4 separate regions of the Homo sapiens genome follow, and regions 1, 3 and 4 are each linked to region 2. Evidence: chromatin contacts called from ENCODE Hi-C or POLR2A ChIA-PET data. All regions are on one chromosome and are shown on one strand. Each heading gives the region's core, a stretch centred on a gene start or an enhancer-like site at or near the end of the contact. The rest is flanking DNA. Distances are from core to core; before and after follow the strand shown.

The links. A loop is a pair of places that touch in the nucleus more often than their neighbours do. ChIA-PET counts read pairs that join two places held with the same protein, here RNA polymerase II (POLR2A). Pooled maps may share reads with other maps.
Region 1: a loop to region 2 is called in a pooled map, with 2.2 times the contacts of the local background. The contact joins the promoter of GPR135 here to the promoter of DHRS7 in region 2. A Hi-C loop is called at or near these places in 1 of 50 pooled maps. POLR2A ChIA-PET finds 5 or more read pairs at or near these places in 2 of 52 experiments (T-cell and activated T-cell).
Region 3: a pooled map shows a loop between it and region 2 (3-fold over the local background). The contact joins the promoter of CCDC175 here to the promoter of DHRS7 in region 2. A Hi-C loop is called at or near these places in 8 of 50 pooled maps.
Region 4: a loop to region 2 is called in a map of gastrocnemius medialis, with 6 times the contacts of the local background. The contact joins the enhancer-like site here to the promoter of DHRS7 in region 2. A Hi-C loop is called at or near these places in 1 of 168 maps with a recorded cell type or tissue (gastrocnemius medialis) and 1 of 50 pooled maps. POLR2A ChIA-PET finds 5 or more read pairs at or near these places in 1 of 52 experiments (K562).

The regions. Positions count from the first base shown.
Region 1 is chr14:59,463,437-59,468,217 of GRCh38, reverse strand. It overlaps GPR135 (G protein-coupled receptor 135), which reads left to right and starts at 2,838. Exons shown (of 1, transcript NM_022571.6): 1 at 2,838-4,781. The coding sequence starts at 2,992. The coding sequence ends at 4,476. It also overlaps a transcript of L3HYPDH not described here. RefSeq lists a silencer at 2,768-3,307.
Region 2 is chr14:60,162,434-60,166,834 of GRCh38, reverse strand. DHRS7 (dehydrogenase/reductase 7) reads left to right here and starts at 1,437. Exons shown (of 7, transcript NM_016029.4): 1 at 1,437-1,658. The coding sequence starts at 1,526. RefSeq lists a silencer at 1,204-1,473 and enhancers at 1,674-1,723, 1,914-1,973.
Region 3 is chr14:59,573,660-59,578,355 of GRCh38, reverse strand. It overlaps CCDC175 (coiled-coil domain containing 175), which reads left to right and starts at 1,544. Exons shown (of 20, transcript NM_001164399.2): 1 at 1,544-1,737; 2 at 3,328-3,413. The coding sequence starts at 1,581.
Region 4 is chr14:61,123,177-61,128,161 of GRCh38, reverse strand. No RefSeq gene overlaps it. Among named protein-coding and RNA genes, the nearest start is that of SLC38A6, 140 kb to the right of the region's middle. RefSeq lists a silencer at 1,517-1,811. Within about 2 kb of position 2,464, at least 4 of the 41 ENCODE cell types and tissues checked have a DNase peak (open chromatin) inside an H3K27ac peak, as active enhancers do; they include gastrocnemius medialis, where a contact is called at or near this core.

The DNA of each region.
Region 1 (4,781 bases), core at 1,589-4,088, 700 kb after region 2:
CATGGTCTCACTATGTTGCCCAGGCTGGCCTGTAACTACTGGGCTCATACGATCCTCCCTCCTCAGCTTCCTAAGTACCTGGGACTACAGGCACATGCCACTACACTGGCCTAATTAGAAGAGTTTAAATAAGTAAGTGGCATGAAGAATTTTTTTAAGAGCATTATGCCTAGCTGCCTACAATGTAGGAACTGGATGTGGGAAGACCGGTTAGGACAACAGTGACAACAGTAGTCCAAAGAGAGGATGAGAGCCAAGATTCAGGATGGAGGAGATGAATGGATGCAAAGATAGTCCGCAACTAAAATCCATAGGTCTTGGTTGATGAATTGGATGTGGACTGGTGGTAAGGAGGAGGGATTCATCAAGGAAAACTCTTAAGTTTTTGGCTTAAAAGCTAGAAGGATGGTTCTACCATATTCTGAGATACAGAGTATTGAAGACCAAGTTTTACCGGGGAAGTAGGAAGAAGATCATGCACCCATTTGATGTGCCACTGGCACATCAAGGAGAGAGATGCCAAGTAGCAGGACATGTAGGTTGGGGCCACAGACATAATTTGAGTAATGAATATATAGATTATCTTTGAAGTCCTGGATGTGAGTGAGATGGGGCCGAGGGGGGAGTCCAGAGGAGCTGAGAACAGGGCTTTGATGAACTCCAGCATGTAAAGGCAGGTGGAAGAGGATGAACTGGCAGAGGAGAGGACACTGAGAAAGATGAGGAAGGAAGGAAGCAGAAGAGTGCAGTCCTTCTGGTCCTTCTGAACCATGCACTTGCTCACGGCCCTCCCTTATGCTATTAGCCCCTCCTCCCCTGATGAAGTTCAGTCTCCAGAGCATGGCCTACAAGGCCCATCATAAGGTAGCCCCAATAAACTTTGATCATTTATTTCCTTCTTCACTCCCCATCTCCAATATCCTAGAATTCAGACACTGCTCACTTCAACACTAACCTCCAGACTTTGCACATTCATCAAATGTTCTTTCCCTTTCTTCTTTTTTTAAAAAGTCTAATGTCACCTCTTGTACAAAGTCTTTGTCAGGAAGACAAATAATTTCACTCACATATTTTTAAGACAATATTTAGCACACTGTAATATACTGTGTTGGCCGGTGGCTTAAGCTTATTTGGGCTGGGTTTCCTATCTTATATGTTGTTTCCTAAAACTAAGCACAATCTGAGAAGATTGTGTTTGCCAAATAAATTAATGTATGATAATTATATTTTTGCTTTGATTGACAAAATTAAGACAAAATCAGTCTAGATTAAGCTGGCATTGACTGCTCCCAAGAGGATATTTGGCAATATCTGAAGACAGTTTTAGTTGTCACAGCTGGGAGAGGTGCTACTGGCATCTCGTAGGTAGGAACTAGGGATGCTGCTGAACATCATACAATGTATAGATGGCCCCTGCAATAAAGAATTATCTGGCCCAAAAGTCCATGACGCTTAGGCTGACAAACCCAGTTTTGGTTTGCCACCTTAAACGTTCTTCTATTTATACTGTAAATTTCCTGTAGGATATTTTTTCTGAATGAAATAAGCACTCCAATACTAATACCATTGATTCTAAGATCTACAAATATACTAGTCATTCTTTAGAGCAGTGTTTCTCAAATTTGTGCATCAGAATCACTGGGAGGGCTTGTTAAAACATAGGTGCCTGGGCCCCACCACAGGAGTTTCAGTAGATCAGGGGTATCCTATGCACTGTAGGCCTGATAATTTGTATTTCTCAAGGTTTCCAGGGGATGTTGATGCTGCTGGTCCAATGTCCATACTCTGTGAACCACTGCTTTAGCGAAGAGCCCAGGGTTAGTTAACCTGAGGGTTTATCACACTTTTCCCCATTAGAGGCCATGCCCAGAAACTTGAGATGCAACTTCCCTGGGTAGCCCTGCCTTTCTTTTCCCCGTATCTCCCAGCCAGGTACCTGGAGCTGCATCTGTGGTGATTGCCAGGCTGGCAGCACCTTAGACTCAAAACATACCCCATTCCTGAGAACAGATGAAGGCTGCTAGCAGGGCAAGGCACCAATCCCTCTCCCCCCATTTATCAGCCAGTAGGGGCCTGAGGTCCAGGCCCTTGGAAATGAAGTAACATCTAAAGGAACTATCCTAGCTCCTCAGAGCACCTGTATCAGAATCACCTACGGGGTTTAGAGTCATGGGCCCATCCTTAGTAATTCTGTCAGCCTGGGAATCTGCATTTTATGAAACTCTTGACATCAGTGCTTCTGTAAGTGTGGTCCTGGGACCAGCATCATCATCACCACCCGCGAACCCGTTAGAGATACAAATTCTTGGGTACTTCCCCAGACATATTCGAAACGCTGGGGTTCAGACCTCGTCACTTGTATTTTAACACGCCCTCTATGTGAATTCTGTTAGCTCAAGTTTGAGAATTACTGGTTTAAATTAGTCTGCTTCTCAAGTTTAAGATGTCTGGATGTAGACTTCTGGATTTTTCTTTCACTTCACTTTCTAGATTCCTTTCCTACCTGTATATACCAAAAGCACCCACAGGAAGCAGAGTGCCCCCCCCACCACTCCCCAAAAGGCCTGCCTGTAGAACATTTGTACCCTACAAAAGAGAGCAAGAGTGAACTTTCGTTGAATCTGGTCATTTGTTTGCATGCCAGTCGGCACTTTATCTGGCCGGACATTGGTCCCTCAGGAGGTCGACCTGGCACTCTCGGAAACCCGAACACCCGGGCCGGTAACCTCCGGAGTGGCGGTGTCGCGGGTCGGCTTTGCAGCGGGTACTGGGCTGCCGTCCCGCCCCGCGCTCCTGCGTAAACACGCGGTTCCCTCGGCAACGCTGGAACCCACGTCAAAGGCTCCGCCAGGTCCCCAGCGACCGCCACCCCTCCGGCCGAGCCCAGCTCCCCGCGGCGGCCGCTAGCCCCCGGCCCCGAGCCACCACTCCGACCTAGCGGCCGCCGCCCCCGGTGCGGGATGAGGAGATCCGCGGCCGCCACTGGGCCCCATGGAGGAGCCGCAGCCGCCCCGCCCACCAGCGAGCATGGCCTTACTGGGCAGCCAGCACTCCGGCGCCCCCTCCGCGGCCGGCCCACCTGGCGGGACTTCCTCCGCGGCCACGGCGGCCGTGCTCTCCTTCAGCACCGTGGCGACCGCGGCGCTGGGGAACCTGAGCGACGCAAGCGGAGGCGGCACAGCTGCCGCTCCCGGTGGCGGCGGCCTTGGCGGGTCCGGGGCAGCGCGGGAGGCGGGGGCGGCGGTGAGGCGGCCGCTAGGCCCGGAGGCGGCGCCGCTGCTGTCGCACGGAGCTGCAGTGGCGGCCCAGGCGCTCGTCCTCCTGCTCATCTTCCTGCTGTCTAGCCTTGGCAACTGCGCGGTGATGGGGGTGATTGTGAAGCACCGGCAGCTCCGCACCGTCACCAACGCCTTCATCCTGTCGCTGTCCCTATCGGATCTGCTCACGGCGCTGCTCTGCCTGCCCGCCGCCTTCCTGGACCTCTTCACTCCGCCCGGGGGTTCGGCGCCTGCCGCCGCCGCGGGGCCCTGGCGCGGCTTCTGCGCCGCCAGCCGCTTCTTCAGCTCGTGCTTCGGCATCGTGTCCACGCTCAGCGTGGCGCTCATCTCGTTGGACCGTTACTGCGCTATCGTGCGGCCGCCGCGGGAGAAGATCGGCCGCCGCCGCGCGCTGCAGCTGCTGGCGGGCGCCTGGCTGACGGCCCTGGGCTTCTCCTTGCCCTGGGAGCTGCTCGGGGCGCCCCGGGAACTCGCGGCGGCGCAGAGCTTCCACGGCTGCCTCTACCGGACCTCCCCGGACCCCGCGCAGCTGGGCGCGGCCTTCAGCGTGGGGCTGGTGGTGGCCTGCTACCTGCTGCCCTTCCTGCTCATGTGCTTCTGCCACTACCACATCTGCAAGACGGTGCGCCTGTCGGACGTGCGCGTGCGGCCGGTGAACACCTACGCGCGCGTGCTGCGCTTCTTCAGCGAGGTGCGCACGGCCACCACCGTCCTCATCATGATCGTCTTCGTCATCTGCTGCTGGGGGCCCTACTGCTTCCTGGTGCTGCTGGCCGCCGCCCGGCAGGCCCAGACCATGCAGGCCCCCTCGCTCCTCAGCGTGGTGGCCGTCTGGCTGACCTGGGCCAATGGGGCCATCAACCCTGTCATCTACGCCATCCGCAATCCCAACATTTCGATGCTCCTAGGGCGCAACCGCGAGGAGGGCTACCGGACTAGGAATGTGGACGCTTTCCTGCCCAGCCAGGGCCCGGGTCTGCAAGCCAGAAGCCGCAGTCGCCTTCGAAACCGCTATGCCAACCGGCTGGGGGCCTGCAACAGGATGTCCTCTTCCAACCCGGCCAGCGGAGTGGCAGGGGACGTGGCCATGTGGGCCCGCAAAAATCCAGTTGTACTTTTCTGCCGAGAGGGACCACCAGAGCCGGTGACGGCAGTGACCAAACAGCCTAAATCCGAAGCTGGGGATACCAGCCTCTAAGACGGTTGGAATGGCCAGCTTATGAAGGCAAATTTCCACTCGCATTATTTAATGATGGAAGATTCTGGGGGAGAGTTGTGGATTTCATAAAGCCAAACATTTAAAGCTAGAGACGGGGGAGGCTTACCACTTTCCCCAAACAACATAAAAGACAATGTCCCTTCTTCAAAAGTGCCAAAAGGAATGTAAAATGCAAAAATTAAAACAATCTTAAACCACATAACCAAGCATTGTGAACTGTAAGTGCCAAAAATGACAAAAATAACATTCACTATAACTGAAAAGCTCATATTATAGGACCACAC
Region 2 (4,401 bases), core at 188-2,687:
CATCAGATTTGCTACTTTATTTCAAGGATTCTAAAGTTCCATTGGAACAATACTATATTAACCCTGAAAATAATTAAAAAACAATTTCAGATATAGTTCAGAAGTAATTGTGAAAAGAGGTGAGATTAGGGAAAGATGACTCTGAGTCCAGATAACCCCAAAAAGCTTTTTAGAGAAGGATGAGGGTGGGGAGGCAGGTAGGGGGTTTATAATAGGATTTAAAAAGAGAAGGAAGAGCTATTTAAGGAAATTTGATTACTGCAAGTAACATTCTTCAAAACATTTAAAGAAAAACAAAAGTTTGGCAGGCAAGACTAGAAAAAGAAAACAACACTGGGGAGGGAAGTCACTGCTTCTTTTATTTCCATGACTGTTTTAAAGTCATATTTAGTTTCAGCCAAGGAAGAGCCTTTGACATCAGAGCACACAAAGTACTCTAGGAAATGAAGAGGATGAAAGTTCTACTGCATCAACGCCCAGAACTTTCTCCATTTGGCCACAGGTCGTTCTCATACATGGCCTAGTTTCTATGCACTCTAACTGGGTCCCTCTGAGGCTTGTGAATGGAAAACCCTCTTGCTTTCAAATGCTTGAAAACAAGAAAGATGCTACTATTGATGCCTCAAATACATGTAGGTATTTAGTGGGAAGCAATTAAATGTTTTGAAGGTCATTTCAAACGGAAATTAATCAAAAACAGTATTTTACTCTTTTGTGTATTAGAGTAGGCAAGACCTTGGTGTTTTCATTACATTCTCTGTTTTTATTTGCTGTTTACATTAGGATGTGAATAATGGCTTGGGTAAGGGGAGGATTTGGTACCAACCTAGGCTTTGGTTGCCAAACAGACACCAGAGTAAATTTGTGTGTGGTCAGAATCAGGTTGTAAGGTGCCAACACAGCACATGGCTTCAGTCTTTTTTTCTCTAATTGTAAAAGGACCTTGTCCCCATGGAGGGACCATTGCCTTGGCTTGTGGGGTCTTGAGTGATAGCCACAGTCTTTCTTCAGCACTTTCTCGACCTCATGAAAAGATACTGAAGCTTGAAAAGGGGATGTTCTTTCTGAATAGGAATGGAGAAGAGGGGCCAAGCAAGAATGATTCTATCTGTCTCCTGGCCGTTGATAGTGTCCCTGTACAGAGAGGAAATAACGTAGTATAATATGTAGCTTATGTTTGAATCAGCTTCTTTAAAAATACTGGAATTTTATTTATTTATTTTTGGTAGACACAGGGTTTCCTCATGTTGCCCAGGCTGGTCTCGGACACTTGAATTCAAGCAATCTGCCGGCCCCGCCGGGTGTGCCGCATGAGGGCGCGGGCCGCCCAAGGACCGCGAGTGGGGCCGCGAGTGCTGAGCCCGGCGCGCCCGAGCCGCTCCTCCTCCCGGCCTGCTCCCTGGGCGGAGCCGGGGCAGTGCGGCTCTGGGCTGGCCGAAGGGGTGGCGCTGCGATCCCGCAGGGCAGCGACGCGACTCTGGTGCGGGCCGTCTTCTTCCCCCCGAGCTGGGCGTGCGCGGCCGCAATGAACTGGGAGCTGCTGCTGTGGCTGCTGGTGCTGTGCGCGCTGCTCCTGCTCTTGGTGCAGCTGCTGCGCTTCCTGAGGGCTGACGGCGACCTGACGCTACTATGGGCCGAGTGGCAGGGACGACGCCCAGGTGAGGACCGGCCAAAGCCTCTCCCGAGTGGGAGGCCGGGCTCGGAGCTGCCGAGGCGTGTCCGGGTCTCCGGGGGTTCTGCAGTGATCCCGGGTCCTTTGTGGGTTGCGTGGAGCTTCCCGAAGGCCCGGCTGCCCCTTACGCAGGGGCTGCGGGTTGGGGAGGAAGAGGCGAGGGCTAAAAAGCCCCTTTGTCTTCTGTACTGGTCGGAAGATGGCATGGACTTGCCATTCAGGCTAGGAAACCTCTCCAGGGAGTGCCAAACTGTTAAGAGAGCACTGGAGTCGGCGGTGCTCCTGAGGACTCTGACATCTTACGCAGGACTCAAGGGATTCTGGTGTTGTCTCAGAGGACGATACTTTGAGAAACAGTGAGCGTCCCCCTGCGTTTGTAAGGGAAACTCCTTTGTAAGTACCGGAAGCCCGGTCGTTCTACTACCTGAAGTAGTCTGTCCTCCACTTCCCACTCCTGCAGTTTTGAAATAAAATCTGAGATAATCCGAAGTCCTTCACCTACTTACTCATTCTAGTCAAACACTAGAAAGAACTAAAAATGGCAGTTTGCTGGAGCGAGATCATTATTGGCATACTGCCTATCTCACTTTATCTGTGTCTTGCTTAATATTTGACATCGTGTACATTTGCTGTATGTTGGCTCAGCGCTTTACACACATAACATTTAACTTTTACAACAACTCTTACAAGGTAGGCATTATTAATCTTATTTTCCAGATAGGGAAACTGATGTTCAGAGAAATTAAATGACCTACCGAAAGCTAGGCTTTGGATCCTTAAGGACTTGGGGAAATGGGGTTTCCCTGGACCAAGTTTCTGGTATAAAAATACTCAAAGCATGTTACAAAGTTTGCTTGGAAGAGATAGTAGCTCGAAAGATAGACTATGTTTGGGGGGGGCGTTATGGGTTGGGCGTTGAGGGGGGTGATATTGATCCCAAGGTGAGAATTGGTTCCTGTGGACAAAAAAAAAAAAAAAAAAAAATCTGGTAATACAGTGGTTTGTGCCCCTCCAAAGCTTAACCCCACCCGAGAAAATATTATTCCTTAGTATTTCATTTTTCTGGTTGGGTTTTCTTGGGTATAGCATGTGCAGCACTGACATTGAGTTCACGAAAAATACACAACATGGACGCCACAGCAGTGCTACAAAACTATGGCAAGTGATTGGGCTTTCTCCTTTTAAAGCAGGAATCCCAAATACTGCACAACTTCATTAACCAAGGGCTTTCTCTTGATCGATTGTTCCACCTCAGCGGGGGAATATGTGTGCCTATTGGCTGCCATTGGCTGCCTTGCAGACGTTGTTTGTGTTTGATCTTTAGTGCTTTTGTGTTCACTTGGACTTGGAGAATTAAACGAAAATAGATTATATTTTATTATTTAATCCTACAAAAAATATTCAACCCATCAAATTATGTCAAGTGCTAAAAAGCAAAATTATTGACAACATCTGAATGAATATCTCTAAGCTACTAAGTTAAAAGTTATTTTCTCATATTAAGGAAAAGTTAAAAGTTAAGATCATTGAAAATTTTAAGAAATTCATTTAATATTTTCAGTTGTGTTTTGTCGGAAAAGAACAGTTTGAAGGATTTTAAATTTAATTACATTGTTATCATTATGTAGTTATATAATTTGCAAATTTGCACATGTAGTTTGATAAATTGCTATTTATCTAAGTAAGTTACATAAAAGTTATTCAGCAAAAATCTGGCGTGGTGGCATGTACCTGCAATCCCAACTACTCTGGAGGCTAAGGTAGGAGGGTCATTTGAGCCCAGGAGTTCAAGACCAGCCTGGGCAGCATAGTGAGACACTGTCTCAAAAACCATAAAAATGTTTTTCAGCAAATACAGTTATAAAGTTAGAAGTTAATAACTTTTAAATTTTAATTTAACATTTAACTTAATTTTAAAATTTAGTCATATGCTTATTTAGTCATATGCTTATTAACTAAGGAGTAAGCTTTTTTTCTTTTTCTTTTTTTTTTTGAGACAGAGTCTCGCTCTGTTGGCCAGGCTGGAGTGCAGTGGTATGATCTTGGCTCACTGCAACCTCTATCTCCTGGGTTCAAGTGATTCTCCTGCTTCAGCCTCCCTAGTAGCTGGGATTACAGGTGCGTGCCACCACGCATGGGTAAGTTTTGTATTTTTAGTAGACCTGGGGTTTCGCCATGTTGGCCAGGCTAGTCTCAAACCCCTGACCTCAGGTGATCCACCCCGCTCTGCCTCCCAAAGTGTTGGGATTACAGGCATTAGCCACTGCGCCTGGCAGGAGTAAACTTTATAGAACTCCTTTTATGTATAAAGCACAGATATATGTACAGTACATAAATGATATACAGTATATCTGTGGAATTAACATTTCACAGGAGAGTTTTAGGGGAAAAAAAAGTCTAAAAAGACTCCTGGTGGAGGTAGGGAGTGAGAAAGAAGAAAAGATTAAAGGAAAATTGAAATAGACTCAGATTCCCAAAACAGCTCAGACTGGAGAGATGGGCAGACTCTATCAAGATGAAAAAAGAAAAAAAAATCCTTCTTGACTTCTCTGTAGGTTTATTATTTTTTGTCACTTAAAAAAATAGCACACTCACATAATACAAAAGTAAAAATACAAAAAGATATATAGTAAAAAGTAAAGAGCTTTCTCTGACCCTTGTGCCCTAGCTACCTAGTGTGCTTCTCTCGAGGCAGCCACCATTTCCTGCCTCCTCTGTATCCGTCTAGA
Region 3 (4,696 bases), core at 295-2,794, 590 kb after region 2:
ACCACTTCTGGAGGCAGAAATGCATGATTTCTCGGCCTTCTAATCTCCCTCAAGTGTTTCCCATTAGTGGAACTTACCAAGAAAACAGGTGGCAAGGACATCCAGGAAATTTCATATCCAGTCTTCTTACTCCTGCCACACAGAGGAGGGCCCAGAAGGGCAGGAACAGATTTGAATACCAATAGACCAAATCCAGCAAAAAAGGAGGATGTTGTCCAGGATGGTTTCCAACACCAAAATATGGCACTCCCTGGATGAAGGAGGCCTGGATTCTAGAACTAGTTCTGCTACTGGTATGCTGTGTCCCCTCCAAGGCAGTGTTGCACAGTGGTTTAGGATGTAGCTCAGTGCCCTCACTTGCAAAGCAGGCAATAATACCTAGCTCAAAAGATTATTTGTGAGGGTTAAATGGGGTACTGCAAAGTATTTAAAACAGTGCCTGGAACAAAATAAGCATTTAACAATTGATAGCTATTGTCATTGTTACTATCATTCTAATTTCAATTTTGCCATCTGTAGAGAAAAGAAGAGGAGGGTTGAATCACCTTTGCTTCTCTCTAACCCACCAGAGGAAAAGGAACTGACAGACTCAACCTAAGCCTCATGCTAAGCTGAATTTTGGAGATGCAGAGAAAAATGAATAATATCCTCCTGTCCCCGTCATCACAGAGCTCACAGTTCGATGGGAAGACAGAGAAAAATCACTATGATTCAAGGCAAAATGTGCTCAGTGATGTACTAGATACAAGGAAAGTTCTAAATTAGTACAAAAGAAGGTTTTGTAGCATAGTAGAAAGAGTCATACAGACTTCACTTTATTATTTTATTTTATTATTTTGAGATGGAGTTTAGCTCTTGTCGCCCAGGCTGGAGTGCAATGGCGAGATCTCGGTTCACTATAACCTTTTCCTCCCGGGTTCAAGCGATTGTCCTGCCTCAGCCTCCTGAGTAGCTGGGACTACAGGCACGCGCCACCACGCCCGGCTAATTTTTGTATTTTTAGTAGAGATGGGGTTTCACCATGTTGATTAGGCTGGTTTTGAATTCATGACCACAGGTGATCCTCCCGCCTTGGCCTCCCAAAGTGCTGGGACTACAGGCGTGAGCCACCTCGCCCGGCCCAGACGTCACTTTAAATCCAATATTATCCTCTTGTGGTCTTGAGCCGTTCATTTAGTCGCCCGCGCCTCAGTTTACGTGTCTGTAAAAGTGGAGGTACTAAAAGAGCCTGCTCACAAAGTCCTTGTGAAGATTAAGTGAGCTACTGTATATAAAGGTTCTCCTGCAGTATCCGGCACAAAGATGCGCTCAAAAGTGATCATTATTATGATTCCAGTGGCCCACAAAAAAGATACAGGCCTGAACTAACGCAATGGAAATTGAAAGGGGAAAAATTAGCTAAAGAGAGAGTCATTCTTCCCAGACTGCTTAATTATCGTGGATAAAATTAGAGAACCAGGAGGGTACCTACTAGAGGTGCGGGCCACGAGGGGGCGCCCCACGACCTCGGTGTCCTCGTTGCCCGTGGCAACCGGCAATCCTTGGCTCTGGCTTAGGAGGCGCTCAAGTAGAGCGGCAAAATGGCCCTGAGCCCCTGGACCCCAGGGCTGGGCGCTGGCGAGAAGCTGGTGCAGGCGGCTGCCGTCTCCACTGGCCCCTCCCTGGAGTTATGCACCTTACCCTCCACCCTGGGCTCCTCGGTCGCGGTCGAGGCGCTGGAGCAGCTGTTTGTTGTGGGTAAGACGCCCCTCGGGCGCTGGAAGGGACGTCTCCTCAGAGGTGGCGCTTAGGAGGCACTCAGCGGGAACCCTGAGCGGGGACTCTCCTCCCGGAACCAGGGCATCACTGGGCAGGGCAGAGCCTTCTCCCCGCTCCTTGGAGGCTGGGGAGAGAGAGGTGGCGGGTGGGACCAAGTGCCCAGATCTCCTGCCCTAGCGCAGCTGAGGTGACTTCGCTCAACCCTCAGTAGTAGTTAAATTACTGAGGTGACAAATCCGGGACTCCCAAGCCACTGCCCTATGCCTGCGACCTGATTACACACCTGCATTTAGATTATGCCTTCGATTTCAGTTCTCTTCTTGCCGTTCCTTTACAAGTTAACTTCCTCCGACATTTTGCCGTGGCAAACTGGAGAATTTAACAAGCAAATAGGAAAGGGAGTGTTTAAGAGGCTTCTGTTGTGTTGAGCAAGAAAAATTAGATGTAAAGGGTTGTTTAGGAGATTCTAATAGAAAATGACCTTGGATAGGGCCAGGTTAAAGTATTTTTCAGTTAGAAAGCTGAACCTGTAATCAAGTCACTTAAGCTTAAGGTAAGACAATCCAAGAAAGGGTGTTTCTTGTTCGGTGCAAAAACCGTTTAGGCCAAACAACAAAACATTTCAGTGCTTCACTAGAATCATCCCATTTCTTCAAGATAATCGTATTGATTTATGTTACAATGTTACTATTAATTTGGGATAGTTTTTATTTTCCTTCTTAAATGCGCTAGGTTAATTTCACAATTCTTAGCAAATATGCTTGGGTAAATGTTATCATGAAGAATGTTGGCCGGGCGCGGTGGCTCATGTCTGTAATCCCAGCACTTTGGGAGGCCGAGGCGGGTGGATACCTGAGGTCAGGAGTTTGAGACCAGCCTGGCCAACATGGTGAAACCCCGTCTCTACTAAAAATACAAAAATTAGCCGGGCGTGGTGACGCACGTCTGTAATCCCAGCTACTCGGGAGGCTGAGGCAGGAGAATCCGTTGAACTCAGAAGGCAGAGGTTGTGGTGAGCCGAGATGGTGCCACTGCACTCCAGCCTGCGCGACAGAGCGAGACTCCGTCTCAAAAAAAAAAAAAAAAAAAAAAGGAATGTTACCCACTGAGGAGACCTAAAGTTATTAAGACCTAAATTATTCACATGTATCTGAGGTCACTGTCAATGACAGACCTAGAACCTTGAACTCTTTTCATACTTGATCTCTAGATCGGCATGCCAATGCAACCCTAGTACTTATGTACAAATACATTTTTCTGTTAATGTCTAGACACTCAGAACATATTTCATAGGAAAAAAAAATCATTACACCCTCTTGCCCTGAGTTATAAAATATTAATATGTAAATCTCCAGCACATTTGTCCTCAAGGAGCATAAAATATATACCTAAATTATAACATTATGGAATAGGAAATAAGTACAAAAGAGATTAGTGTAATGTACAATAAAAATTCAGAGACTGAAGATGTAACTTCCAGCCGAGTAAGCATTTGAGCTAGATCATAAAAGGTTAAGTAGGATTTGGATAGATAAATAAGAGATCTTTATTTTCTAATTTTTTTTTCAGAACAATCACTGCAAAGTGACTATTTTAAATGTAATGAAGAAGCTAAGATCTTTCTTAAGGACATTGCTGTAGCTGTTAAGAAATTGGTATTGTATTATCTATAAGAACCATTTCTTCAATCTTCCACATATTTCTTCAAACTTTCATTTCGCACCAATTCTGTTCAAAGTATTAAGTAGATGACTAGGGAATATAGTTACCCTGAACTTAAAAATATTTTTCTCTCAATTTTGTAAGGATTTGCACAATTATTGATCAACTGTGGATTGTTACTTGATTTTCCATGAAGAAAACTAAATTATGGGCTTATGGCTGTGGATGAGGGCAAGCTCATTTAGAGAAAGCAATGTGGGTGATAATACGGTTCAGTTAAGAGGTGGACCACATGGGCAAATGCTTGGGACACCAATATATAAGCATTGCTTAAAACAAACAAACACACAATCTCTGGAATAAATTGCAAGCATGGTGCTAATTAACTCAGTTCTCTGTAAGCAATTCCTTGCATAACTGGTCAAAGATTATTTGACATATGTTCCACTGAAGTAGACGGTACTGTTAGTGAAAACAAAGAGAAACTCTTTCAATTACACTTAACTGGCCCCTATCAAAGACATGTTGAAGAAATATTTAAAGAATTTCCTTCTGAGGTGTCACAGACATCTCTGTTCGGCCAAGGATCACATTGACAATGCTTCCTTGGCACAGTCAGAGTAGTGAAGGCTCTCCATTTTATTTAAAAATATTGGATAAGAATTTACTACATATCAAATTGCTAAAAATGTTGAAATATGGCTGTAAATGAGTTTGAATCCACAGACTGCTGATAAAACTCTTACTACTTTATATTTTATATAATTATACACATATATATATCTATACTACATAATCATACTTTACAATCCTACTTGAGTAGGTACACGTAAACACTGAGGGATCATGTGTGTTGTGCAGCTCTGTGGTGCTGTGAAAACATTTTTCCCTGCTTGGTTCTTTCTTTCAGTTATGTCTTTCGCTAGGATTTTAAGAGGCCAAAATATTTATTGTGGTTAAAGTATCTAGTCTGTATTCATTTAATATCTGAGCCGTGAAATCTCTTAAACAACAGAGATCAGGCTGGGTATGGTGGCTCACGCCTGTAATCCCAGCACTCCGGGAGGCCAGGATGGGTGGATCACTTGAGGTCAGGAGTCTGAGACTAGCCTGGCCGAGACATGGTGAAACTCCATCTCTACTAAAAATACAAAAATTAGCCTGGCAAGGTGGCGGGAGCCTGTAATCCTAGCTACTTGGGAGGCTTGTAGGAGAATTGCTTGAAACCAGGAGGCAGAGGTTACAGTGAGCTGAGATTGACCCACTGCACTCCAGA
Region 4 (4,985 bases), core at 1,215-3,714, 960 kb before region 2:
CCATAGGCCCCACATTTTGGGGGCTCCATTCTAGCCCTTCCTGGGTCATACCACTTTCCATGAGCAAGACAAGTTAGTGGGACCATGGAGACGGGCCCACCTCGATCCAGCAAGGCCTTCTTCTAGAACTTGCTCCAGGTAACAAGCCTGGGGGTGCCCAGTCCAATGACCCCAGCCTGTAGCTTCTTCCCGGGTGTGTCCTCTGAAAGATGGCCCACATTTCTGATGTGAACTCCCCAGCTTCCAGCAGTGGCCAAGTGGCAGTTTTCTGGTGGGGTGTGGAAATGCAGCTTGGATGTGCAGCCTGGGTTGTCCACATATGTACATGTGTGCAACTCCTCTTGCAGTGGGACAGAGTAGGGGTTTGGAAGATAAGAGGTCTCCATTTATCTCCCACAAATATGAGGGACAGACCTGGAGACAACCTGCAGGGTTATCTGAAATCTTCTCTTTTCCAGACTAATTATAGTATCAGCCCCCTACCTTACCTAAGCTGATCTGACTCCATTTCCAGACCCCTCATTGTCCTGTTACCCTCCTTTGAATTGACTCTAAATTTTACGTAATGAGGAGGCATACAGATAGCTTCTGTATGAACTCTACAGTCAGGGATAACCGGAGTATGTGGATTCAGTTCCACTTGCTGCATCCCCAAAGGCACTGATGGAGGCAGAGGTGACTCCAGGATACCTTAGCGGGTGGGAGAGATGGGAGCTACCTGGGGAAGGGTTTGGAGCTGGCAAGATGTAATTCAGAGGAGCAGATAATGAGAAAAGGATGGAGAGAAAGGCGTAAAGGCATTCAGGACTTGCCTTTCATAGGATTCCAATAAAGACAAAGGAAGGGTCTGCTTTGCTTTCAAGCCTGTGGTCCTCACCCAGACTCCCCTGCAGGGGCTCCCCTTTGTCTCTTTCATGAAAGCCAGTAGGTCTCCTTCACCCTTTTTCTCTGCTCTGATTACAACACAGAGCCTTCTCTTTGGGAGCAATAGCCATCTGGATTATCTTCTCTTCGTCTGGCCACCTCATCAACTCATCATCTTTTTAATAATCTCATCTGAAAACATATCCTTTCTCATTTGCTTCTTAATTTCCCCATTGTCCAGTGACTTTTCTCTCTCTCCCTTTCTCTGAAACCTTATTCTTATTACTTTATAGAACACTGGGGGATAGATTGCCCAGAAAATATGTACTATAAAGTAAATGCATATGGTGATATCTATGAATTGCCCAGATCCAGTCCATCTGTGCAATGTCACAGGCCCAGCTGTTTACTTGTGCACAGTGCAATTGCAATGGCTTTATGACATGGGCACTGGCTTACAAGCTACTCTGGTGCTGGTCAGGAGCTTCATGTGCACAGTTAACCTTAGATCACTGTGATTAATCAGAGTGCAGCCATGGTAGATCACAGGCTAGTCCCCTGGCAAGGCCAGCAGGAGCACTCCTCCAGCCTGAGCAAGCGGGGAGCAGATTTTAATTCCAGGCTGTTAGGTGCTGCCTGACATTGGTGTCCCTGTGGTGTTTCATAAGCCCTGACAGTTCCTCACCATTGTTTTAGGGAAAGCAGGCACTCCTCTCACTTTACCACCCCATTGCCTTCCCTGGAAATGAACACTTTCTCCCCACTTTGAATCTTGTGCCAGAAGGAAGGAGGGGAAATGACTGCACATTCCAAAAAGGTCAAAGATGGTCTGAAAGCAAAGGATGCACGCGTCTGCATCATTTCCAACAGCCCTTTGCAGTTCCTTTTAATTAGCTCAGTTTATGTTCCCCTCAGGTGGGGAGAAGCCCAGGATCACTCTGTCAACAGTTCTATCTATAGCAGAACCCCCATCCTTCACCCCGGCGTCTCCACTTGCACAACACTCGCTGACCCCGAGACTCAGCTGTGAGAATCAATCATCTCCTTCCAGAATTCATCATTCAGCAGCTGCGGGGCCTCAGCTATTTTTATCACCGCAGGAAGCTGGTGGCCAAGGACGTGCTGGGCTACCTTTGCAGGAGGTGTTGCTGTAGAAATGAGCTGTGGGTTGTCAGGGCAGCTGAGCCTCTGCCTCAAGGTTAAATCCAAAGTGCCTGACCTGGAACAGGAGAGCACTTGATCTTCTTCCATTCTGCAGCAAAGTGCCCCAGAGGCATATGCTGGGGAAGCAGATGTCCCAAGGAGGGGACACTGTGGAAGGACTCCGGATGGGAGGGAGAGGCAAACAGAGTGGACATGTGTGAACATGTACCTGGGTTTCTCCTACCCAGACTGGGAAATGGGATATCTTAACCCTAGGCAGCTGGCTTCAATCACCTGCACAGTACCAGCCAAGGAATTCCCACTTTGCTGTGTTCCCACCAACCACCAACCCTTGTGGGGCGCCTTCTATGTACCAGACCCTGGACTGGGGCTGAGGCTCCAGGATCTGCCCTGGAGTTGTCTCGAGTCTAGAGGAGAGGACAAATCAGACGCAGTATCACCAAACCCTGATGGCCACTTGCTCCAGTCACCCCAGGTCCTTTGCTGTGTTCCAGGGGAGGAAGCCATGGGGTGTAACAGCAGGTAACTCGGAAGGATTTTCTATTTGTAAATGTTCATCCGATACTCTAAACAAGCTCCTTCAGCACAGGCCTCTGAGATAAGGCAGTATTTTTAGTTTATTTAGAAATCATCTGGCTTGTTAGCTGTGCACATGTGTGCTTTGCTCACAAAGTGGGAAAAGCAGAACTCACTAGCATCCTAACAGAGAGAAGAGGGAAAGATGTCCCCGATTCCCTGGACATCTCTCATTTCAGAAAAGGAAAGGGGGGTAGTACTCGAGGCTCTGCTGCTGTGAGCCTCTGTAGCCTTTAGGAAGGGGGAAAGTGACCCTATATTCTCTGCTGGAGGGATGGGGGGATGGGGAAATGGAGGCTGTTCATCTCTTCCAAACTCCAACTGTTATAGGAAAGCGGTCCCAATCCAGATCCCAAGAGAGGGTTCTTGGATCTCACGCAAGAAAGAATCAGGGCAAGTCTGTAAAGTGAAAGCAAGTTTATTAAGAAAGTAAAGGAACGAAAGAATGGCTACTCCATAGACAGAGCAGTCCTGAGGGCTGCTGGTTGCCCATTTTTATGGTTCTTTCTTGATAATATGCTAAACAAGGGGTGGATTATTCATGCCTCCCCTTTTTAGACCATATAGGGTAACTTCCTGATGTTGCCATGGCATTGGTAAACTGTCATAGCACTGGTGGGAGTGTAGCAGTGAGGATGACCAGAGATCACTCTCTTGGCCATCTTGGTTTTGGTGGGGTTTAGCTGGCTTCTTTACTACAACCTGTTTTATCAGCAGGGTCTTTATGGCAGGGTCTTTATGTGCTGACCTCCTATCTCATCCTGTGACTTAGAATGCCTTAACCATCTGGGAATGCAGCCCAGGAGGTCTCAGCCTCATTTTACCCAGCTCCTATTTAAGATGGAGTTCCTCTGGTTCAAACACCTCTGACACAATGACATAGAGAGAAATGAGTCTGGGTGGGTCCAGAAGTCCAGTTCCCTACTGAGCAGGGGAGAAGGCCAGTTTGCCCACCGCCAACCACATCTGCTGAGGACAAGCTAGGGGTATTTGCTGAGGGGTGCCTACCCAAGGGGCCCTTCCTGGTTATAGAGGTGGAATGAGAGCTACCCCAGGGAAAGTTGCAGGGCTTGGGGGAAGAATTTGCTTTGAGCACTGGAGCCAGTGGGAGCCAGGCTACGGAGAAGCACCGGAGGTCCTGGGAGGTTTATCAACTGCCCCAGGGCCCTGGAGTCCCCCAAGGCCAAAAGCTCCCTCACACCCTGGGCTCTCTGTGGCTGTGACTCTGACCAGATATTTTACTGACCTAAAATAGTCTCTTCCACAGACAATGTCAAGTTAGCAAACTGTTTAAAGAATAAAGTCACTCAACACTCTCATTTAGAGCTTCAGAGTGTGCAAATTGACATAACCTTTCTGGAGGACAATTTGGCAATTAGTATGGGACCTTAGAAATATTCACACTCCTCGAGCTAATAATTTCTGCTTTGTAAATTTCCCCAAAGCAAAGAATATCCAAAAATAGTGGAATGGAGAAATGAATGATGGTGCATCTTTTTGATGAAATCCAGTGCTGCTAAATATTTAATGATATGGGAAAGTGCTAAAAGTGTAACGCTCAATTTAAAAAGGCAGAATAAAGAATGTATGTAGAGTATGATCTCAAGATTTTTGTTATTGTAACAGTTGCTATAAGAACGGTCCTTATTTAAACAAAGTCCTTTATAAGCAACTTCCTTGCATTAGAAGGAAGACCATAGGGGAGGGGGGCAAAGAAACAGAAGAGATGCTTTGGGGGCCGCTGGTGGGGAGGGCTGGGGGAGGGGCATGGAACCAAGGGGGAAGCCAGGAGCCTGGAGGTGTGAGTCTGAGGCCTCCCAGGGTGAAGAAGTCACAGATACTCTGCCTGGTAGCTGCCTGGAGGACACAAAGATGCCTGGTGTTTTGGCTGCTACTGTGGTTTCAAACTAACTCCAACTCCACCCCCTCCTAAAATTTTCAGTGAAGTCCACCCCATCAATAATTGATCTGTGTGAGTGCAGATTTAGGGTAGAAACCCAGGGTAAGACGTACTCTCCATCTGTGTTCATGAAAAACGGAACAACACCAGGAAATTAGCTATAGAAATCCATGCTTGGGGGCAGGGGTGATCCTGAGGACTGAAGACCCCATGGAATTTCCAGAAGGCTTGGGGAGGACTTTAGACTTCTAGAGGGCATGGAACAGGGTTGAGCCTCTCCAACAGTGTGAGAGGCTGGGGAATCCTTACTGATATCCAACATGGGTATAAATGGGCATATAGGCATATACAGATACAGGGCTGGAGGAACAGTGCCAGTACCCCGTGGCACTCCCTGGCAGTGGGATTATGGTGATATTTATTTTCCTTTTTATATAGCTTAGAATTTCAAATTCTTGTAAAACAAACACCGATTTTATAA